Regions from separate parts of the Homo sapiens genome. Here region 2 is linked to region 1. A link is a loop called in an ENCODE intact Hi-C map of the cell type or tissue named here. Cell type or tissue: IMR-90. All regions are shown on one strand.

The links. A loop is a pair of places that touch in the nucleus more often than their neighbours do. Peaks named below come from ENCODE experiments on the same cell type or tissue, not always from the same donor. Only the 100,000 strongest peaks of a DNase experiment are listed, where the experiment ranks them.
Region 2: a loop joins it to region 1, with 9 times the contacts of the local background. A loop is called at or near these places in 2 of 110 quality-filtered maps.

What each region holds. Positions count from the first base shown.
Region 1 is chr17:34,360,323-34,362,822 of GRCh38, reverse strand. It overlaps CCL1 (C-C motif chemokine ligand 1), which reads left to right. Exons shown (of 3, transcript NM_002981.2): 2 at 927-1,038; 3 at 2,162-2,495. The coding sequence ends at 2,264. Among named protein-coding and RNA genes, the nearest start is that of CCL1, 1.7 kb to the left of the region's middle. In IMR-90, a CTCF peak has its summit at 1,153 (motif pointing right); a DNase peak (open chromatin) is centred at 1,162; H3K27me3 peaks cover 278 bases.
Region 2 is chr17:34,080,413-34,082,912 of GRCh38, reverse strand. It overlaps LOC107985035 (a long non-coding RNA gene), which reads left to right. Exons shown (of 4, transcript XR_001752832.1): 1 at 1-70; 2 at 677-2,500. It also overlaps a transcript of ASIC2 not described here. Among named protein-coding and RNA genes, the nearest start is that of LINC01989, 100 kb to the left of the region's middle. In IMR-90, a CTCF peak has its summit at 1,437 (motif pointing left); no DNase peak of the experiment used is centred here.

The DNA.
Region 1 (2,500 bases):
AGGTTACTCGGGTAAAGCTGGGAGGCCTAAGGTCCAGGGGACAGCCTGGGTGTAGCTTCTACAGTGTGACAGACACCAAGTAGAGTCAGAAGGCAAGACCGGGCTCTAACAATTGGTCACTCTTGGGCAAGTCACTTTAGCTCTCAAACTCTACTTTCTCTATCAGTGAAATGGAGTTGATGATGTCTGCCCTCCAAGACTGTTTGGAGAATACCAACCTAGTAAGAGGCATGAAAGGGGGTGCAAACAGAAAAACTAGGAGGAAGAAGCTGGGATTGGAATGCAGGTCTCTTGCGGGATGTGGTGTGGGAGGAGAATGCACAAATGGACAGAGTGGGGGTTGGGGGCTGGGAAAGAGCTAAGGACCAGGGCAGGAGGGGATTCAAGAGACTGAGTAGGGCAGCTAGCTAGTTCCTGGGAGCTCTTCCCTTGTCATCTCATCAGTTTGGACTCCTCGAACAATTCCTAATCTTCCCCAGATCAGGTCTGTGAACTGTGGACCACTGTGTCCTGCATCAGACTAACCAGGTCCCCAGGGTGTGGGGTCCAGAGCCCTTGGACATGAATACTGGGGCAGAACCATGCACATGTGGTGAAATACCAAAACTGGATGAGCCTTTAGAAACCAGGCTCCAAAAAGTTTTATTTTACAGATGGGAAGTCTGGGGCCAGGGTGAAGGCACATCTTCCTCAGGGCCACTCAGCTGGGGTGCGGGGAGCTCAGATCTGAACCCCAATCTTCTGACTCTTTACCTAGCCCCAGAACAAGGTGGCTGATGAGGCAGAGCTATGCCGGCACCGTCTGGATGTGGTCCCCAAGCCAGGGCTTGTCCTGGGAGGCGTTTTTTTGTTTGTTTTTTAAAAATTGTGCTACAGGTGAGAGGTTGAGAAATGGATGCAAACCATCGTCTGTGTTCCTCTTCTAGTGCAGGTACCCTTCTCCAGATGTTGCTTCTCATTTGCGGAGCAAGAGATTCCCCTGAGGGCAATCCTGTGTTACAGAAATACCAGCTCCATCTGCTCCAATGAGGGCTTAATGTAAGTGATCACCTGCTCAATCTCTCCCTAGAGAACAGAACCCCGCCAGCCTGGAATTACAAGAGTAGACACTAGATGACAGTATTTTACCAGAATAAGGTTTCTAAACCCAGAGCTGCCAGCACCTGGGTGCAAGCCACACTTGGGCGCTAGAGGGAGCGCTGAGCTTCCTAGCAGGTGTGAGGAAGGATGCATCTGTGCTCCTGCAGTGGCTTGTGTTTCCTGAAACTCCAAGGTGCCAAGTATTGTATCCCAGCATTATGAGCTCAGAGGTTTAACAAAAGCATGAGGGGTTATTGTGCACTGGAAAGAGCAAGGGAACCAGGATGAGTTCCTGCCCCTGGATTTGGAACCCATAGTCTTGGGTGACCGTGGACAGGTAACTCCTTTGTACTGAATTGTCTGTGTATCCTTCTGTATTCCTTATCTGTGAAGGGTCATAAACATAGCTGTATCACAGGGTCTTTACAAACTTAATTGGAGTAGCTTTCACAAACCAGTCAGTATTTTAAGGCTTTTTCATGTATATTCTCTCTGTCGATCCTCTTGGGGCACATATTTTTGTTATCATGAAAAGTGAGGTTCAGGAAGGTAGAGATATTTGTCTAAGATCAACCAGAGAGTAAGAGATAGAGTTGGTCTATAGATTGGACAATAGTCCAGTTTAGGAAGTAGACAGATCAGAAGAGAAAAATACACACACCCACACACACACAAGGCGCGCGCACACACACACACACAAACACATGAGTCCAACGCAACAAGTAAGGCCCCAGATGGACACAGAAACATTAAAGTTGGTGCAAAGAGCTATTCCAGGATGGGAATTTCTCATCTCACCTAATCGTCAGAATGTTTTCAGGCTGTTCAGCCCCACCCTGATACACCAAATTGAAACCAGGAGAGGGGTCCAGGAAATTCAATTCATAAGCTCCTGGTGCTTTGGCTGTTCCCCAGCGTGCAAACCACACATCCTGTGCAGCAACTTCATTTACAGAGGGGAGCCCAAGGCCTAGCAAGAGCAGTTTAGGGGACCTGGCAGCCGGAGGAGGCGGGGCTTGTGCGTTGCCCACCCAGTGGTGGCTTGGGTGGCTCAGCCTTCTCTCTTATTCTCTGTTCACAGATTCAAGCTGAAGAGAGGCAAAGAGGCCTGCGCCTTGGACACAGTTGGATGGGTTCAGAGGCACAGAAAAATGCTGAGGCACTGCCCGTCAAAAAGAAAATGAGCAGATTTCTTTCCATTGTGGGCTCTGGAAACCACATGGCTTCACCTGTCCCCGAAACTACCAGCCCTACACCATTCCTTCTGCCCTGCTTTTGCTAGGTCACAGAGGATCTGCTTGGTCTTGATAAGCTATGTTGTTGCACTTTAAACATTTAAATTATACAATCATCAACCCCCAACCCTCTGGGTCTCTTGGATTTCAGAGTGAAAACTTGATTGGCATTGAGAGGTGGGAGC
Region 2 (2,500 bases), 280 kb after region 1:
TCCCATTGTAGGAGACAAGAAATGAAGCAGAAGAAGGAGCACAGATTTTGGGGTCAAACTGTCTTTTACTGTAAGCATAACTCAACTACTTTACCATCACGGTGACCTGGACTGGTTACTTAAATTTTCTAAGCCTCAACTTAAAAGTGGTAGCAGTAATGATCTATTTTTCAGAGGTTGTGCAAAAGGATTTAGTAAGGTAATGCATGAAGTACCTAGCACAGGGTCTAGCACATAGCAAGTGTTCAGTAAGTGGAAACTGTTGTGGAGGTTGTCATTATGTTGCCAGGGGGCGGGGACAGGTGATTGAGTGGACTGGGGACTCCCCCGCATTTTTGCAGAAGCTGGCCTTTGGTAGTATTTTTATCAGTCCAAGGCAAAAGGAGCAAAAAACAGGCAATGCAGTGAGCATTTTAGGAAGTGGAGTTTATTCCGTTTAAAGGACAATGCTTTTGTATGAGATTTTTTTCCCTTTGTAACTTTTATTTTACTAAAATGTCACAGTTTTGTGATACGATGGTAATACTAGAATACAAGATTTAATAGTATATTCTCACCTGGCAAAATAAAAGGTGGTGGCCTGGTGCTGGTCCTCAAAAAAATAAAAAATTCTGTACATAAAATTCCAATACCTAGAGATCACTGACTTCCATGACTCTAGTGTTCTCATCTCCAGGAGGTAGAGTGGAGCATTCAGAGAGAGTGCCTGAAGGAGCAGAGGGGACAGAAGAGTCTGTTGGCCTGGACTTTGAGAAGGCTTCCTGAAGCAGCAGGAAGAACTTGAGAAAGACCTTTAAGCATGCTGGGATTTGTATTCGTGGATGAAAGTATGAGGGCATCCTAGGTAGAAGATACAGCATGAGCAAAGGACCAGGAGCAGACATGAATGAGGTGTGATGAGAACTTAAATCGGAGAGTTTGGGTCATGGAGAAGCAAATGAGACCAGAAAGCCACTGGGGTTTCTTAAACAGGGGCTTGTCGTTCTGAAAATGGGGTTAAGTACAGAAGAGACTAAACATTTATTGAGCTACAATTATCTCTAATACTTACTACTACTCTGAAACTATTATCTCCAATTTATATATAAAAATACTGAGGCTTATAGAGATAAAACAAATTGTCAGAGTTCATATAACCAGTAAGTGGGAGAGCCAAGAATGTAGCAGGAGTGTTAAGACAGAAGAAGTTTTGAGAAGAGAGGGTAAAATTTAGGTGGGAAAAGATAGAGCAAATTATAATTTGTGAAATTCTGTGCAGAGCCTTAAGGGCTGAGAGTACGAACTTGAGTGAAAGTTCAAGGATGCATTCCCTCCCTTTGAGAAGGATTTTGAGGTGGTGGGTTCTAGATGCTGTTCTCAGCGCTATCCAATGACCCAAGGGCCCAATAATATTGTCTTAATTTCCTGTGCTGGGGAAAGCTCTTTCCAGCACCATCTGGTGGCATCTACCTGAATTGCTGGTGTAGAACCAAGGAGGAGATGCGTACCCTCTGGTGCAAAGCTTCCCTAAGTGTGGCAAAGAAATAATGTCTTGTTTCTGCCTTTTCTATCACTTCTAAGGATATCTATCTATCTAGTGCCTAGCAAAGTAGATATCTGATACCCATTAGGTTCCTTCTTACCACTATAATGTCTGGGTGTTGGTTCTCAAACTTTATTGTGTGCCAAAATCCCATGTGGAGTTTGTTAATGGTATCCTCCCACCCCTAGGCTCTAATTTAGTAGATCTGGGGTGCATCTATGAAAGCCAGATTTTAATAAGCCCCAGGGGGTTTCAGTGCAATTGGCCCCTGGAGCTCACTTAGGGAAGCTTGACTCCAGAAAGTATGCATCTCTTCATGGGCTATAAGCCAGCGATTCAGATAGATGCCAATAGAGGCTGCTTGGCAAAGCCTTACTAGGTACTTTATTCCTTGTCTCTTGGCCCATTTTTAGAAGAAGGGAGTCTTCACTCTGGGAATGGGAGGATCTTCAATGAGCAGGGACTAATTTTTCCAGCTGACTCTGAATAAAGATCTACAAAAGCTGTCAGCCAGACCCACTCCATCACTAAAATAAAGCAACTATGTGTCTGAATAAGCCCTGGCCTGGCAATATTGGACCTTTCCTTGCTGCTAATTCATTCAATGATATTGGGCAGGACTGTCTTGATTGCTCCGTTCAGTTCCTATGTCTGAAAACTGAAGGGATCAAAGTAAATGAACCTAAGGTGCCCGGGTTCTCTGACACATTTGTTAACCCTCATAATCTCCTTCTGCCTCCCATGAGGCAAGACTCTCCCTTCACCTAGCCTACTTTAGAGGGGCTGCCCATCCTTCCCTCTGCAGGTACCTCTCAGGCTAATGTTCTTTTGTGAGCCCAACATGGGGCCTCACATTCACAGAGCAGATTAAAGAGATTTGGTTTAAGGTCATCCAGTTGGAAAGTGAGAGAAGCTGACCATTTGTGGAGTCTGGATCCAGCTCACCAGCTCTAAGTTTGTTCCCCTTTCTCATTCACT